Regions from separate parts of the Homo sapiens genome. Here region 2 is linked to region 1. Evidence: read pairs that join two places in POLR2A ChIA-PET (ENCODE). Cell type or tissue: GM12878. All regions are shown on one strand. Links, peaks and the distances in the headings refer to the core of each region. The heading gives the core; the rest is flanking DNA.

The links. ChIA-PET counts read pairs that join two places held together with the same protein. Peaks named below come from ENCODE experiments on the same cell type or tissue, not always from the same donor. Only the 100,000 strongest peaks of a DNase experiment are listed, where the experiment ranks them.
Region 2: POLR2A ChIA-PET joins it to region 1 with 8 read pairs; 1 of 35 experiments calls an interaction of 5 or more read pairs at or near these places.

The regions. Positions count from the first base shown.
Region 1 is chr3:32,491,590-32,500,429 of GRCh38, reverse strand. CMTM6 (CKLF like MARVEL transmembrane domain containing 6) reads left to right here. Exons shown (of 4, transcript NM_017801.3): 2 at 8,544-8,720. Among named protein-coding and RNA genes, the nearest start is that of CMTM6, 6.8 kb to the left of the region's middle. In GM12878, for the core only: no CTCF peak of the experiment used is centred there; no DNase peak of the experiment used is centred there; H3K4me3 peaks cover 463 bases.
Region 2 is chr3:30,496,086-30,504,925 of GRCh38, reverse strand. No RefSeq gene overlaps it. Among named protein-coding and RNA genes, the nearest start is that of LINC01985, 18 kb to the left of the region's middle. RefSeq lists an enhancer at 4,007-4,056. In GM12878, for the core only: no CTCF peak of the experiment used is centred there; DNase peaks (open chromatin) are centred at 2,035 and 4,055; H3K4me3 peaks cover 349 bases; H3K27ac peaks cover 339 bases.

The DNA.
Region 1 (8,840 bases), core at 1,407-5,406:
TGTTCCTTTGTTTGTTTTGATAATGTCTTATCTCTTCACAGTAACAGTATATTACAGGAATTATCCAGCAAGTCCCAAGAAGGTTACATATGAAGTCGGTAAAAGTTGTCTTCCAGCCTGGGGCTATAGGCAAGGTCTTTGCCTTAACTCAAATTCTTCCTTTAGATAGATTGGTTGTTTTACTTTAAATGTTTAATTTTTTTAAAAAACTAAACAGAATTGCGAGCTCCAGTAAGGAAACAACTGTAATGGAGAAACCCGTAATCAGAAGAGGAGGTGTTTTAACAAGGGACCTGCAAACCCTGTGAAATTTTATTCAAAATATTGTACACTTATATGTTTGAGTATATTATTCTGGACCCATAAATCTTAACAGAATCTCAAAGATCCTACAAGAGAAAAGCCTGCTCTAAAACTTAAAAACCAGACATTGTGTATATACTTAGGAAATTCTTACATTAGAGTCTTCGGAGGTTGAATTGAATTACCTCTGAGGTTCTTTGCACTCTTAAGGTTTTTTTTTTTTTTTCAAACCTCTGAGGCTCCATGGGGTTTGCTATTACAGAACTGAATTGAATATTGAAGGGATAGAGAGTGGAGCCTGTACACAGAGGAGATTAGAGATAAAAGAACGTAACTTCTCTATCTCTTGAAGTTAACATAGCTGTGTCTGCCATTTAGATATGACCTAAGTTTTGTTAAAACCCTAAGCATCCCCCAACTACCATCCACCCTTCCAGAGCTTAAGAAGAAATACTCAGTTGAGAATTTAGTGTAAGGAGTTACTGGAGTCCTAACTTTATGCAGTTTTTCAGTTTATACTATCCTTAGATTTGTCCACATGTTCATGTTTTATTTTGTGAATGTTTTTGAGGGAGTTTTTGTTTTAAGGGGAGAATTGACGTTTGGTAACCTAATTGCTTGCTGATACGCTGGTGCAGTGACCTAAATATGTGGAATTTTCTGTGCAACAAGCTCCACATTGTATCCATGCTGTCAGTTGACTATCCTGATAGCTGCACAGTACTGGAATTCTAGTCGCTCATCTGGCAAGCAGTTTTAGAAATCGCCAGTGATTTTTCAATATATTACATTATAAATAATGTTACCCTATAAGTACCAAGAAACAGATTACTTGGAAGCATTTCTTATATTGATGCTCTTTTCATTATTTAAATATGAAAACTGATGTATAGTAAATTGAAATGTTCTATTTTTACCTTGAGGAAGATCCCGTAATGTCAGCAAATTATATCTGAACCTTTGTAAGAGTAAATATTTGCCTAAGGCAAGGGAGGCCTGGCCTGTTTCTTCAGACCAATGGATTTTTAAATTTGAACTTTACTTATAACTACAAAGTTTTTAATAGTAAAGTTCATTAATTTATAATTCATATCATTTTGTAGATGGAGCTTTATAATTAATGGCAAACATTTAAAAGTTCTTTTTATAAAATATAAGTAGTAGACTGTTAAATTAATGGAGAATTCGTATTTAATATAGTGACCGTTTTAAGGAACACTTGAAATTTCAGAAAAGGTAGTGAAACTGAGGCCGGGTGCGGTGGCTCATGCCTGTAATCCCAGCACTTTGGGAGGCCGAGGTGAGCGGATCACAAGGTCAGGAGATAGAGACCATCCTGGCCAACATGGTGAAACCCCGTCTCTACTAAAAATACAAAAATTAGCTGGGTATTGTGGCGTGCACCTGTAATCCCAGCTACTCAGGAGGCTGAGGCAGGAGGTGGAGATTGCAGTGAGCCAAGATCGTGCCACTGCACTCCAGCCTGGCAACAGAGCGAGACTCCATCTCAGAAAAAAAAAAAAAAAAAAGAAGGGGTAGTGAAACTGAAATGGAGAGATAGAGGCAGGATAGTAATTATCCAGTGTTTAAATCACCAGAACTGTAAGATCATGTTTTAGTCACTGAGACTTCCCAAATCTGTTGATGTTAGCAAATTGTTTTTAATGTATGATTTAATACATTAAAGGAAATATACAGAACTGTGGGTTTAACTTCAAAAAGCCAGTCTTACAGGGAAGACCTACACAAACATACATACTCGTAAAAGGAATTTAACAAACAGTATTTCATGGGGAGAGAGGAAGTACAGAGTGGGAGTCAGAGACTTGGGTTCTTGTCTGTGCCGAGCTAACTTGGGGCTTAACCTGTCAGTAGCTTAATTCCATCTTTGTAAACGTGGGAGTGGGAGACTATATCCGCTAAGGGCCCTCCTGACATTAAAAGCTTGATAATTCTCTTAATTATATTTGGGTAAAATTTTATGTCATTAGAAGGAGTTACATTGGGTATACAGTTGTTAAGTACTTAGCTTAATATTCAGTAAGCAATATTTAGTATGATGACTTCATGCTATTAAGAACAAAACTGTTTACCAAAAAATAATAATTGAGCCTTTTTACTTATGGGTTATGTTTACCATGAATTTCTTAGCTAATTCAGTGACATTTTTTCTCTCTTCCTATTTTTGACCACTTTGGCATTTAATGCTGGTGACCACTCATTTCTCGAAATTGTTCCTTCAGCTTTTACACTTTTTTTTTTTTTTTTTGAGACGAAGCCTCGCTCTGTCACCCAAGCTGGAGTGCAGTGGTGCAGTCTCGGCTCATTGCAACCTCTGCCTCCCAGGTTCAAGCAATTCTCCTGCCTCAGCCTCCTGAGTAGCTGGGACTACAGGCGTGCACCACCATGCCCGGCTAATTTTTGTATTTTTGATAGAGACGGGGTTTCATTATGTTGGCCAGGCTGGTCTCAAATTCCTGACCTCGTGATCCACCCGCCTTGGCCTCCCAAAGTGCTGGGATTACAGGCGTGAGCCACCGCGCCCGGCCAACTTTTACACTTTTTTCTTTTTAATACAAGAAAGTGTCTGCTTACCAAAAAAAAAAAAATCAACTAAAAATATTAAAATAAAACCACTTTCCCACCCCTCACACTACCAGGTGTCACGGTATGAGTAACAGTTTGGAGTATGTTTACTTGCTGCTTTTTAAGGAGTTTTTTCTTTCTTTTTTTTTTTTTTTTTTGAGACAGAGTCTCGCTGTTGCCCAGGCTGGAGTGCAGTGGTGCGATCTCGGCTCACTGAAAGCTCTGCCTCCTGGGTTTACGCCATTCTCCTGCCTCAGCCTCCCGAGTAGCTGGGACTACAGGCGCCCGCCACCACGCCCGGCTAATTTTTTTTGTATTTTTAGTAGAGACGGGGTTTCACCATGTTAGCCAGGATGGTCTTGATCTCCTGACCTCGTGATCCGCCCACCTCGGCCTCCCAGAGTGCTGGGATTACAGGCGTGAGCCACCGCGCCCGGTGTAGGAGTTTTCTTTTTTTAAAAACACTTCCTGTGGCTTGCTGATAAGAAGTTAGTTGCTCTTTTCCCTCCTACACTCGGAACTGTAGAATTCCTTTAGGCCCCACCCAATCCTCTGTTCCTCCTGTTTTCTAACCTACTAAACCAGACAGGTGTTCCCTCCTGCCTTCATCTAAACATCCATATTCCCTTGCATGATCATCACACAACCACACCCAACTCCTAAACCATTTTTTTCTTCATCCCCATCCAGTTAGGTCAGTTGCCTTATTATCATTTTTGGATTTACTATGCAAATTCTTGCCCTTATGAATATGTTCTTTTTCATCCTCCACCTAGAATTAGAATGTCCTCTGTCTATCCAGGTTCTGTTTGTGTCTCTGCCTGGTTTGAGTCCTGCTTTTCCACTCATCCTTCTCCGGCTCCTTCGAACATTTTCTTGAGATTTTCTAACCTACATATAATGAATGCTCAGTTAATGTGGTATAAAATATATTGTTATTATTGTTTCTTGTACATTGAGCTTATTACTCCATCATTTGTATCTTCCTATACGTAGAACAGTGTTGGAGTGTTGCTAGTTCAAGTACACTTTGAGCTAGCAATTGCATAATGCTGTGGGAGCTTACAAAGGTTAGTAGCCTCAGAGATGGGTAGGCAGAGAATTTTTTTTCTTTTTTTTTTGGTAGAGATGGGGTTTCACCATGTTGCCCAGGCTGGTCTCAAACTCCTGAGTCCAAGCAATCCTCCCGCCTTGGCTTCCTAAAGTGCTGGGATTACAGATGTGAGCCATCGCATCTGGCCGACAGAATTTCATATTGACTATAGCTTGTAGTGCCAATTTGTTGGCCTTTAACTTGAGATGGGAGCTAGTAAATGTCCACACTTTTTTTTTTTTTTTTTTTGAGATAGTCTCGCTTTGTCACCCAGGCTGGAGTGTAGTAGCGCCATCTTGGCTCACTGGAACCTCTGCCTCCTGGGTTCAAGCAATTCTCATGCTTCAGCCACCCAAGTAGCTGGGATTACAGGCATGCGCCACCATGCCCAGCTAATTTTTCTATTTTTAGTAGAGATGGGGTTTTGCCATGTTGGCCAGGCTGGTCTTGAACCAGGTTGGCCAGAAGGCCTCAAGTGATCTGCCCGCCTTGGCCTCCCAGAGTGCTGGGATTACAGGTGTGAGCCACTGTGCCCTGCCAGATGTCCATACTTAATATTGTACTCCTTGATTCTCTTAAGATGTCCAGGCAGAACCTGCTTCCTGCTATTGCTCTGAGGCAATAGGTCAGTAAGGTCAGTAGGAATGCCACCTGTTAATACGTTTGGAATAGGACTTGTAATGACTTGAGACTGACTGCTTCTGGACAAGCTGGATCCTGTCTTTTTTTACTGAAAGTAGACAAGCAGCCTATGTCTGTCCTACAGATAACCTTTTATTGCCATATAGCCTTCACACATGAGTGTGCCTAATAGTCTAATTGTAAAATGAGTGGTTCAGCTATTCCCAGACCCTAATTAGAGTTTTAGGCTGGTATCTTCTCTCAGTTAATTGACTTTTATACAACCGAGGTATATTTTGTAAATTTCTCAGAGAGAAACTTTTAAAACTTGGACAAGATTTAACATAGAGGCAAGAAAAAGGCAAGTGAAATGTTAGATATTTAGTATTTTATTAGACTATAGTCATGTTAGAACTCATCCTGTAAGTATGATTATAGGAGACTAAGGAAGTATCTTTACACAGTGGCCCTCTGGGATTTATCTTGGTGTTGTCACTTTATATCCTGTGGTGTAATGATTGGGAATGCCTTACCTAACACCTGTCTGAAGGAAGTTGTTTGGGACATGCTGGGCTATTTCATGCTTCACTAACTTACAGGAAATCAGAGAATGTAACCATTCATGTTACAATTAGACTATTTTTTTTCTTTTATATAAATTCTTTGCAGTTGTGGGGATGTATACATTTTGTATAGCCAGTAGAAGGGAGAGGAAATCCCTTAAAGGTTTGGATACCAGTATAGATTTGAATTACTATTTTTTAACTTTTTATTTTGAAATTATTATAGATTCACAGGAATTGCAAAAAAAAAAAGTACAGGGAGGTCCCACATTTGTATGTGCATGTGTGTGTAATTCTATGTAATTTTACCATGTGGATAGCTTTCTATAATTACCACCACAATCAAGACACAGAACTGTGCCATCAGCAGAGGCTTCCCTGTGCTACCCCTTTGTAGCCACACCTTTCCCCTTTCTCTTGGCTGCCACTAATTTGTTAGCCATCATTATTATTTTTATTATTCTAAGAATGGGCTATGAATGGAATCATGCAATATGTAACCTTTTGAGATTGGATTTTTTTTTTCCTTTGAATAATTCTCTGGAGATTCATCTAGGACATTACATATATCAAGTTTGCTCCTTTTTATTGCTAATATTCCATGGTATGGATGTACCACAGTTTGTTTTAACCATTGGACATCTGGAATGTTTCTAGTTTGGGGCTACTATGAATAAAATTGTTATAAACATTCACGTACCGGTTTTTGTACAAATGTTAAGTTTTCATTTCTCTGAGATAGTTGCCCAAGAGTTCTATTTCTGGGTCATATGGTAGATATATGCTTAGTTTTTAAAGAAACCGCTGAACTGTTGTTTGTCCCTTTTTAATGAAAATGTTTTGTAGGATAAGATATTTACTATTACTATGAAATGTATCTGTTGATTTTGGTAGCAATCTTGTTGCCATTAACCTGTCTGGTTGCTTCTACTGGCCTGACTGGAGTGAGAAGGGAATTCCCTTTAGCCTCTGACTTAGGTCATCAGTCATTTTGATGGTTTCGGCCCTCAGCAGGAAATTCCCTCAGCTTCCACAAAACCCACACAAACTGCCCAAGCAAAATACTCTTCTTCACTCTCTTCCCTTCTATTTCTAGAGAAGAGTTAGCCCCAAACCTGAGCCCTGAATCCTATCTTTAGAGAGCCATTTTTCTACCTATGTCTTTAGACCCACCCATCTTACTGGTTTCTGCCTAAGTATTTAAACATGCTCAGTTCTCCCATGTTGAAATTCCCTTCTCTTTGACCTCATCCACTACTGCCCTATCTGGCCATTCTTTCCCAGCCACACTTATTGCCTATGCTGTCTCTCCTTCACTGCCTTACCCTCCCCTTACTTCCCAATATACAGTATTGTAATCGAGCTTCTCTCCCTGACTACCCTGGAACTTTTCTTGCTAATGTCACTGGCAACCTTCTTATAGCTCAGTCTAAGGTAGGTGTTTCAGTGTTGTTCTTACTTGACCTTTAAGTAGCATTTAGCACTCTTGATTACTTGTGTGTTTGTGCATGTGTGTGTAAATACTTTTTTCTTGTTTACTACCCCTTTGATTGCTGCTGCTAGTTGTCCTTTGCTGGTTTCTTCCCCTCTGCATATCCCGTAAATCTTCAGATTCCTCAGATTTCCACATAAGGCTATCTTTCCTCATTTGAGTCATCTCACCCTCCCACTCTGCCAGCTCCCACATCTTTATCTGCATCTTAGACCTCTCCTTTGAGCTCCAGACCTTATATTCATTTGCTTTCCAACTACATCTTCACCAAACTCTTCCACAGACCTCCTCAATCACAGCATATTTAAAACTGAATTTCTTCTCTCCCTAGCACCCTTGCCTTTTAAAAAGAAAAAAACCTGACTCTTTTTTCAGTGAGGACCAGTATGTTAGTACCACATATACAGCAGTTGGAAGTAGTTAAAACCCACTTGCGTGTAATTGAGTTGCCAATTTAACCAGAGTTAACATTCTCCACTCACCATACCAAGCATCCTGACCTCACACCAGTCACCCACAGCCTGCCATGGCCAGTAGGCATCTCATTAGCACTCTAGAACTCTTGCTTCTGTCATCAGTTGAGTTGTGTTGTTCCCATACTGGTTTATGCTAACTATACTTTTATGGCCATACAGTTAAATATTACAAAGCTGAAACTGAGTGTTAAAATGAATTGTTTCTTTAAAACTAAATTGAATGCTTTGGAAAGACTGAAAGATAACTTACTACAAGATTTATCTGCCATGGAATTAAGGAAGAGCAAGGCAACTGTAAAAGGCTGGTAAAATAGTCTGACTCTAGAAAGATTCTGAACTCTGTTTCTCAAGTGTTTAAGATCTCACTTCACTTCAGATAACATCAGTCTGGAAGTAGTAGTCCATAGATGATGAAAGTGATTAATGCAGAAAACATGTGGAATTCGTCAGTAGACCCATAAAGAAAATACTCACTTCAGCAGATTGTTAATAAATGTGCGTTTTTAAGTTAAAATGTTTAAGGTACACATGTGTTATCTTGTGTTCCATATTATTTGTATGCATCTTGTCTGATATGAGCTTTTGCATCTTGTCTGATAAGAGCTTCTGCTGCATCTCTCAGTGATTGCCACTCTTCTCTATTGCTGCTCCCTAGTCGCTATTATTTGCCCTGATTTCCTACATCAGCTTCCCAGTTGGATGTCCGCCCCAAGGTTTGCCTTACCTCTGGTCCCTTCTCCATATTGTAGCCAGTGAGAACTACTGAAAGCATACACCTGATCATTGTCAACCTTTACTTTAAAATCCAGACTCTTAATTAACGAGGACATTTAGATCTGGCCTCAGCTTACCTCTCTAGCCTCATATACTAATTTTTGTGCTGCCATTCTCTTCCCTTAAACTCTATACTTAAGCCATGTTGATTTGACTCACTTTGACAGTTAAGTTGGAGGTCGGGGTGTGTGTTGTCTGTATGTTGGGTCAGAGGGCAGGTGCCATGCTCCCTCATTTCTGGCCTTTCTATATACTGCTTCTCTGCTGGGAATTTCTTTCCTTAATCTTTCATCCCCCAAACTGACTCTGTTCTTCAGGTCTCAGCTTTCTCCTTCAGGAAGCCTTTCCTGACCCCGCAGTTGAGCGTCTCTCCTGTGTGCTTTTATAACAATATTATATATTTCCCCTTTGCTGGCATTAGTACACGATAGGTTAATTAATTCTTTATTTACCTGTATTTCCTTCAAGGCGGCCAAACTGTAAGTTCTGTGTAGATAAGGTTTATTCATTAATCTTGTTTGCCATAGTCTCCTCATTGTAAATATTTGAGTAAACGTATTATTCAGAAACAGCTTTCTAAATACTGTAGATTCTCTGAAAAAACACTTAAGTAAAATGTTTTGCTTCATTTGTAGTTGCTGTCTCTGCTGGCCTTCATCTGTGAAGAAGTTGTATCACAATGTACTTTATGTGGAGGACTTTATTTTTTTGAGTTTGTAAGCTGCAGTGCCTTTCTTCTGAGTCTCCTTATACTGATTGTGTATTGCACTCCATTTTATGAGAGAGTTGATACCACAAAAGTAAAATCATCGGTAAGCATGAGAAAATATCATCCCTGTATTAATAGCTGTTTTGTAATCTGGCATAATTTTATTGTTCAAAGCAGTAATGTTTTCAAAACTCAGCAACATGAAAAGACAGTATCCCTTGTT
Region 2 (8,840 bases), core at 1,643-5,642, 2.0 Mb after region 1:
CGCCTCTACTAAAAAAAATACAAAAATTAACCAGGCATGGTGGCGTGCGCCTGTAATCCCAGCTACTCGGGAGGCTGAGGTGACAGAATTGCTTGAACCCAAGAGGTGGAGATTGCAGTGAGCCAAGATCACACCACTACACTCCAGACTGGGTGACAAAGCAAGACTCCATCTCAAAAAAAAAAAAAAAGAAAAAGAAAAAAGTGTATGTCTCAAACGTTTAGAGCTGGAGAGTGTTCTTGCCTTTGAAGAGAAAGTTAATAGAATTCACTCACAATTGACATTCTGTAAGGTACAAGTGCTAAGAATGTATGTGCCAGAATCAGTTGGCCCCATGATCAAATGTCAGCTCCCCTTTTTACTGTTTGACTTTGAGCAAGTGATTTAAACCTCTACACTATAGCTTTATCAGCTGTAAAACAGGTATAATAGCAGTTTTCTACCTCATGATTTAGTTGTGAGGACCGAACGAGGTAAGTCCATGAAAATTGCTGAGAATAGTTCTGAGACCAGAGTAAACAATCTTTTTTTTTCTAAGCTGTTATATAATAAAGCTATCGTAAACTAGGGTAATTATGGCAACCATTACAAAAAGAGCAAATGAATCAGCATCTGTATCAGAAGATCCTATAGTTGACAAACACTGTCTCATATTCTAATATACATTTTTAGAATCAGAGAGGTATAATATAGTTTATATTCACAGAATCAGGGACTCAAGAGCTTAGAAAATGGGGTGACATGGGGAGGCCGAGGTGGGCGGATCACGAGGTCAGGAGATCGAGACCATCCTGGCTAACACGGTGAAACCCCGTCTCTACTAAAAATACAAAAAAAAAAATTAGCCGGGTGTGGTGGTGGGCGCCTGTAGTGTCAGCTACTTGGGAGGCTGAAGCAGGAGAATGGCGTGAACCCGGCAGGTGGAGCTTGCAGTGAGTAGAGATCGCACCACTGCACTCCAGCCTGGTGACAGAGCAAGACTCCATCAAAAAAAAGAAAAGAAAATGGGGTGAATGAAAGCAGAGTTCTAGTGGGCCATTTTACCTAAGAACAGGTATTCCTTTTTTCTTTAACTCCCAAGACTGTCAGCAAATATATACTCAATGCAGGCAAGCAGAGAAATTTTGGTGTGACATATGGCACAAATACCAGTTTTCAAATGACACCCACAAAAAGTCACTAAGGAAGTAGAATCTGCCTACTGAAAGAATGAGGAAGATTCTGGGTCATTTGTAGAAAAACATTGACTGGATGTCTGTCAGTCTTATGATGAATCATAACTGAAGGGCAGACAGCTAGATGTCTTGGCATTTGGGGGTTTATGTAGAGACCCAAGACCTGAGTCCATTCCCCAGAATCCGGAGGAGGCAGGACTGATTCTGCTCAGTAAGGAGCTGATATTTTCATCTGTTTTCCATGTTGGAATAGGCTTTTCTGGAAAGAGCTAGGTGGACGGGAAATGGGATCAACAAGAACCTCAGATACTGCCTCAACCTAGAACTTGCATTAGTTGGTTTCCCTGTAGCTTTGCAAGTATGCAGGAGAGTAAAGAGTGTCATTAATATTCATCAACAGATCTCTACAGAGAAAAAAACAACAAACTATTTCTTGGTCTCTGGTTCTTTAAAGTATAGATAATCATAACGTTTCATGTAAAAATTGTTGCATTTCATAAAGTAATAGGTGTTTAAACAGAACAATAATAATTGAGCACTAGTGCACATATTCTCCCCCAACCCTGTCTCTCTGCCACTCCAACTTCAATACCCACTTGAACACCCACACCCCTCTAGTTTTTATTTCTGTAGAAGGAAATAATCTGAGAATGATGACTTTCATTTATTGAGTTCCTACTATGTGCCAGGTGGTGTTTAATTTCATAACAACTTTGCAACGTATGTACTCTCTCTGTTTTATAAATGAGTCTCCAAAAAGTGAGTAACTTGTCCAAGCTGTAACAGCTGATGAGCTATGAAACTAGAATGTAAAACAAAATTTGTCTGGTGATAGCCCCACCCATTTACCACATTATCACATGAATGGTATGCATGAAAGATTACACAAAGTTCATCTCATTTACCTATTGAGTCATGAGGAACTAGTCACCTGGTCTAAGCAGGTGCTCAGAGGCCACTGTTCTCCATTCCATAAGGATACACAATCACTCTTCCCATAGTTAAGACTCTTATGAAGGGCATAACCAAGTTTCTCCCTCCCATTAATAAAAACTTACTATTTTACTGCTGTCAGGCATAACTCTTTGTGCAATACAAATACTTAGCAATGTCTCTGCTTTGTGGTTCTAGCTGGGAGTGGTAATGGCAACATCTTAATTTGTTTCTCCCACCTTGCTTCTGACAAGGAACATGGTTGGGTCACGAATCATGATTTTAGCATTCACAAAGAACTATAATATCAGGAAATATGGAAGGTTGGGGTGGAGTGTGAAGGAGAAGAGGCTGCTGGACTGACCAGAGGTTTCCAGAAACAACACACTTGTCCAGGACTTGTAGCTGAAGAAGGTCATAACGAGTTGCCAACAGAAAACAAAGGACCTGTAGTCCCAGCCAAATCTCTGCTTACCTCTTACCAGCAGCTGTGGGTGCTTTTGCTAACATCTCACATCTGCAGTCTCATCCAGGGAAGTGTCCTTGGGCAACAGGAGCTGCCTAGCCCAGTAGTGTCAGGAGTTGGTGTCCTGACTCCTTCTGTTCCCACCTGGGGCAGCCCTGATCCAATGACTCACCAGCACAGGATTCATTTCTTCATCTTAAGATAGGGCAGGCTCTGTGGTACAGTTTACCCTCCAGAGGGTAAGGATGAAGAATAAAGATAGATTTCATCTGAAACCACATCTTTGCCTAGAGTTTTTTCCCCTTCTCTGTCCTATTTCTCTCACTTTCTTATAGATTTCTCTTGGAAGTACTCCCTGAATAGATCACGTGCATAAGAATTCCCATCTTGAACCCTGCTTCTAGGGAGTTTTTGGCCTAAAGAATTTTCAGAAGCCAGGTGACAAAACCAGAAGAGCAAAGATGCAAAGACTTAGAGCAGGGACCCAAGGGGAGAAGTGGAAGTGCTCTCTTGGTGAGTTTCTATGACAGGACTTCTCCAGTATCCTTATTGGTGGGCCATAGCCACATATATGGCTGAGGGTATGAAGGCAGGGAAGAGGTGACAAGGAAGAGGAAGAACAGGAAATTCAAGAATCTCTTTCAGAATTCTAAAATTCCTAGAAAACTACTCATTTCCTCAACTCTATAAGTTTTATGACATCTCTATTCTTTCCACAAAACATTCCACTTTGACCTTGACCCCTCTAGTAACTGAATTGGTGTCTTATAGGGCATAGTTCAATGTCATTTAAGTCTGGGCTTTAAACCCTACTAGCTTTTTCAGTCTTTTGGGAGGGGATAAGGAGGCATTGCTAGAGTAGACTGTTCCAAAAGTGTGGGGCCTCCTGCCTCAGCACAGTTCTTTTCTTCTCTTTTTCGCTTGGGCACAAAGGGAAGCACTTGACTATGGCAGCCACACAACACTGGGACGCTCAGACTCTGTAAAGAAGTGATGAACCTCAAAGTCTTTGGAAACAAATAGAGAAATTTTCTATCTTTATTCAACTTCCATATACTTAATGAGCATGGGGCAGAGGGACTCAAAGACAGACAAGACAGACTTGAGTTCTGCCTTCATGGAGTAGGCGGTCTGGTACAGACAAAGAAGTAAACAGACAGACGTAATCCAAAGGGGTATGTGTACCATCAGTGGCCATGTGTACCATGGGAACTCAGAGGAGTGGCAGTTCTACCAGATTTGAGGGACAGGGAAGCCGTCCCAAAATATGACACTGAAGCCAAGACCTGAGGATAAGTAGGAGCTACTTGGTGCAAAACACAAAACCAAACCAAAACAAACAACGACAACAAAAAGAAAACAAAACAGATGGAAACTTTTGCATCAAAAGGAGAGAACAGGCTGCCTGGAGATTGGGAAGCAAGAGAGTAGCTGGGGATTTCTCATAGCCAAAGGAAGTTGAAAATGATTAGAGTGCAGAGGCAGAGGTCAGGTTGTGGAGGTGCACAAATCATTTCGAAAGCCAAGTTAAGGAACTGGGGTTTTACCCTATGAGCAAGGGGTGGTTATTAATAAGTTATTAGAATGAGCAATACATATCACTATAAGAATTTTAGACAGATTACTGTTGCTTTTACATGGAGGATAAGATTAGAGGTACAAAAATAAGTTAGGAGTTTCTTACGGCAATTTAGAAAAGAGAGAGAGAGATAGTAGTGGCCTGGACTGGACTAGAAATAAAGAGTTCTTTAGAAGGTCAAATGAACAGAACTTGATTTAGTGTTGGGGTAGAGGAAAAAAGTGAGGGAAACTGAGAACCCAAGTGTGACTCTAAGGTCCTGGGTTTGATGGTGAGGACATTTACCAGAATAGGAAACAACAAAGAAGAGATGATGCAGGCCGGGCGCGGTGATTCATGCCTGTAATCCCAGAACTTTGGGAGGCCAAGGCAGGCAGATCACCTGAGGTCAGAATTTTGAGACCAGCCTGACCAACATGGCGAAACCCTATCTCTACTAAAAACACAAAATTAGCCGGGTGTGGTGGCACACGCCTATAATCCCAGCTACTCCGGAGGCTGAGTCAGAAGAATTGCTTGAACCTGGGAGGCGGAGGTTGTGGTGAGACGAGATCATGCTATTGCACTCTAGCCTGGGCAACAAGAGCAAACTCCGTCTCAAAAAACAAACAAACAAACAAACAAACAAACAAACAAAAAAGAGACGATTCAAGGAGAAAATGAATTCAGTTTTAAAACACTATGATTTTGAGTGGTCTGTAGAACATCCCAGAGATCAGTTACGTATATAGCTCTGAAACCTAAGAGAGAATTCCAGGCTGGACGTCCAAATATGGGACTCCCTGGGATAGAAACTATAGCTGGTGCACATTTAGGTGAGAATTATAGAACAAGAAGATACAAGGGCCTGGTACAAAAGCCTGAGCTATTACCGGATCTCCATAGAAATATCTGAACTAGGACTCTGCAGGGACTGCATTGGTGGTGGATAAAATGATTGCAGCAATGATGATGATAATGATATTAACAGTTAATAGTTACTGAATACTTCCTATGTGTCATGTGCTATATGCTGTCTATTTTTCTCTCATTTAACCTATAGCATTACTATCAGGTATGGATCGTTATCAGTCCCACTTTACAGATGATGAATACAGCCTCAGAGAGGTGAAGTGACTTGCTGGAGTTCACGTGGTGAGGAAGGAGCAGAGCTGGGGTTTCCATGAAAACCTGTCTTTTTCCTCATTCATGGCTCTCAACTGTCAAGTGTCCAAAAGTAAAATCTGAAATACTTCCTCAAGACCTGCCAAACTTCATCAAATGTGTTAAATTAAGTTCACTATCCTTTAGGGTGGGTGTAAGATAAATCTAATGGTTTAAAAATTATTAATGAGCTATTTATGCAACTGATATTAACTGTTAATTAGGACATTTGCTCATCCATAAGATATCATTTCTTCATTAGTATAAGGGACACAGAGATTTGGCATCGTGGAATTCCAGAAAAGAAGTGCAAGAGGGGATCTCAGAATATCTAATTAAAACCTTTTGATCTACAATGGAGAAAGTTCAGAGCCCTCAAATTACTCAAGAGCACAAAATAATTGCAGAGTATCTTGGGGCTCTTTTACTTCTATTCCATTTTTTTTCCATTTCTCAGAGCAGGAACATGTCCCTTGTGCCCTAATACAGCCCCCTTGGGAAATACAGAGCCATAATTCATCCCAGGGGGCAACCCTGGCCTGACTCTCCCAATTCTGGATTTTATCTTCCTCCACCCTGCTGCGATACTCCTGAGTACAAAGCACACACGGCTGGAAGCAGCACACACTCTGGCTTCCTCTCCCATGTGCCTTGGAGGTCATTTTATTTCATTTCTATTCCTCTTGTGAGCTGCTTGCACTTCTGTGTAAGACAGATTTATTTGGAACCAATTGCAGCTGCCAGTTAGAGGAACCCTCTATGAAACATCTCTATGAGACAGCCATCTGAGACTGACCTTCAGGACACCACTGTGCTGTCTCCTGCCAACTTTCAACAGACATATCCAGGAGCAAAGTACATTGTGTAGCCTGGAAAGCCTGCCCCTGTGGTCTCTTCCTTTGTCCCCTCTGACTGTGGTGAGGGGCAGCCTCTATTGACAGTGTGGGAACATGGGAACACAAGACAGAATGCCCTTTGGGCACCCGTTCTTCCTGAATTTAAGTTCCAGGTAATTTCACAAAGTTGGGAGGAAAAGGATGGAAAAGAAGGAAGAAAATGAATATTTCCTACATCTTCTATGGGTTAGCCCTGGAACACCCGCTTTGTATAAATAATCTCTGATTCCTCACAAGATGCAAGGTGACACAGCTGGCAGGGGCAGAGCTGGGCTTTGAACCCAGGCAGAATTGTTCCATGTGCACCATATTTCCTGTGCCCCATATACCTTATTAGTGTCTCAAGGATGCTAACATTTTCCTAATTAGCTACATTTGTCTTCTTTAGGAAACTCTGGAACCCCAAAGTGCTTCAAGAACTGCAAAGAGAGTTCTTGCAGTGATAGTAAGATATCTGTGAAGTGAATGAAGGATGGTATGGAGAGGAGCTGGAGTTCATGTAGGAAACATGGATGAGCCTAATAAGCTTTGTTCCCTACAACTGCTAGCTAGGACTCATTGGGTCTGCAAACACCGTGAACCTTATTGGACAAGAGAAATGTTTACTTACTTGCATACCCTCATGTGTTTTAAAGCAGAGTCAGGGAGAACTATGCCCCTTCTCAAACACGTCCTCTCTTTTGGTGATCTAATAAATTACTGGGTGAGTGTAACAGAGAAAGGTCAGGCTGGGCGCAGTGGCTCACACCTGTAATCTCTACACTTTGGGAGGCCGAGGTGGGTGGATCTCCTGAGGTCAGGAGTTCGAGACCAGCCTGGCCAACATGGTGAAATTCCGTCTCTACTAAAAATAAAAAAAATTAGCTGGGCACGGTGGCATGTGCGACTGTAATCCCAGCTACTTGGAGGCTGAGGCAGGAGAATCACTTGAACCCAGGAGGCAGAGGTTGCAGTGAGCCGAGATCAGGCCACTGCACTCCAGCCTGGGGGACAGAGCAAGATTCCGTCTCAAAAAAATAAATAAATAAAAAATAAAGGTCAGCAAAATACCCCCATAGCAGTAGTGATTCTCACTGATAGCCTCTCTGTGGCTACAGCACAAACTCTTCCACCCTTCTTTCTCATTTCCATCCCTAAAAATATTTGCTGTTATTTGCAAACCTAAAGAGACTAAAGAAATGGGCATAGACCAGTGGAAGTCTCCTTAGAGTTACTTTCACTGTGCATACTTTAGAGAAAGTAGAAAAGTTTTCCAAGAAGGGAAAAAGGGGCCACAAATTATATGTTTGACGCACAACTCCAAATCCTGCCCACTATGTCTTCTCTCATCATTCCTGATACAATTTTAATTCTTTCTTTTGTTCTCTCAAATATTAACAAGAGTTCATATCCCCTGGTATCACATCAAGTTTATTCTGGAAATACTAAACTCTCCACAGAGACTTGGGACAAAGAAACATAATTAAAGGCTCTTATCAAGTGTTATGTCCTAGTTTTGTCCTAGTTTTACACAATGCTTTTGATGAATGAAGAAAATGGCAATAAGTAATTTGTTTTTTTTCTGCTGGAGAATAATATGGGAATAGGAACTTGCACAGCAACAAGCTTGGAAAGTAATCTGTCCTATAGTCTCTGAGTCTTAAAAGCTCAGTCTACCTCTAAGAAAGGAGAGGCAACTCTACTTTTATGGGATGTCTATGTGTGTGGAGGGGAGTATGAATGAGGCTAGTTATGCTGTAAAATAGCCACATCGTTTCTTGCTACATTTTTGTGCTTCCAGCCCATATACACTTCGTGTGTTTCTTGGCTTCCTTATTCGGATGAGGCACCAGCATTCAAGTGAACTGAGGGTGCAGTTTTAAAAGCTGCTTTTTGCGACAGGGGTGGTGGCCTAGCCCACAGGAAATGAAGAAAACTGATAGGTCCAAACTTTGAGTTCCCGCAGAGGCCTGAAATCAGGACACTTGCTCTTGAGGACAAGAACTACTTTGTAAAGAATAACCAGTGTACCCACAGCTCAGAATGCTCTGTGCCTAAGCAAAGCCAAGCCCCGAAACTCATTTTTCCATAAACAAGCCTCAGCCGCAGAGACATAACTCTCTTTAGACTCTCTGGATGATTTCATTTACTCGGCATGCCAAAGCGCCCAGATGTATGATTCGCTCAGCCTCATTCACTGGGGAAACTGATCTTTTCTTTTGATTTGGTATTAGCAGAAATGTCATTTATCAAAGCTTTTCGGGCAGGTTGCCTATCTGGAATTTGTCTCCTAAGACCCTGAAGTCATTTTCAGGGTGACTGTCCCTCCCCACCTCCACCCTGCCATAGTCACATGTACTCTCTTCCTAAAGAATTTAGACCTCCAGTTCTTTCTCATGTAGTGTTTTTCCTTTCTGGGTTTTCTTTCTTTTTTTTTTTTTGGTCTGATACATCCCTTTTGGTCTCTAGGATATTTCCATGCATAAATGGGTTGACATTTTTATGACTTGTTATTTAAAAAAAGAAAAAGACTTGCTGTGTTCACTGTAATCTTTTTAATGTAAGATAATTCCAATGACAAACAGTGGTAAAACAAGCTTATTTCTCCGCCAAACATGATTCAACGTCGATGGGTATTTCTTCTTTCTCCTCGCCGTTTGAGAGAAATT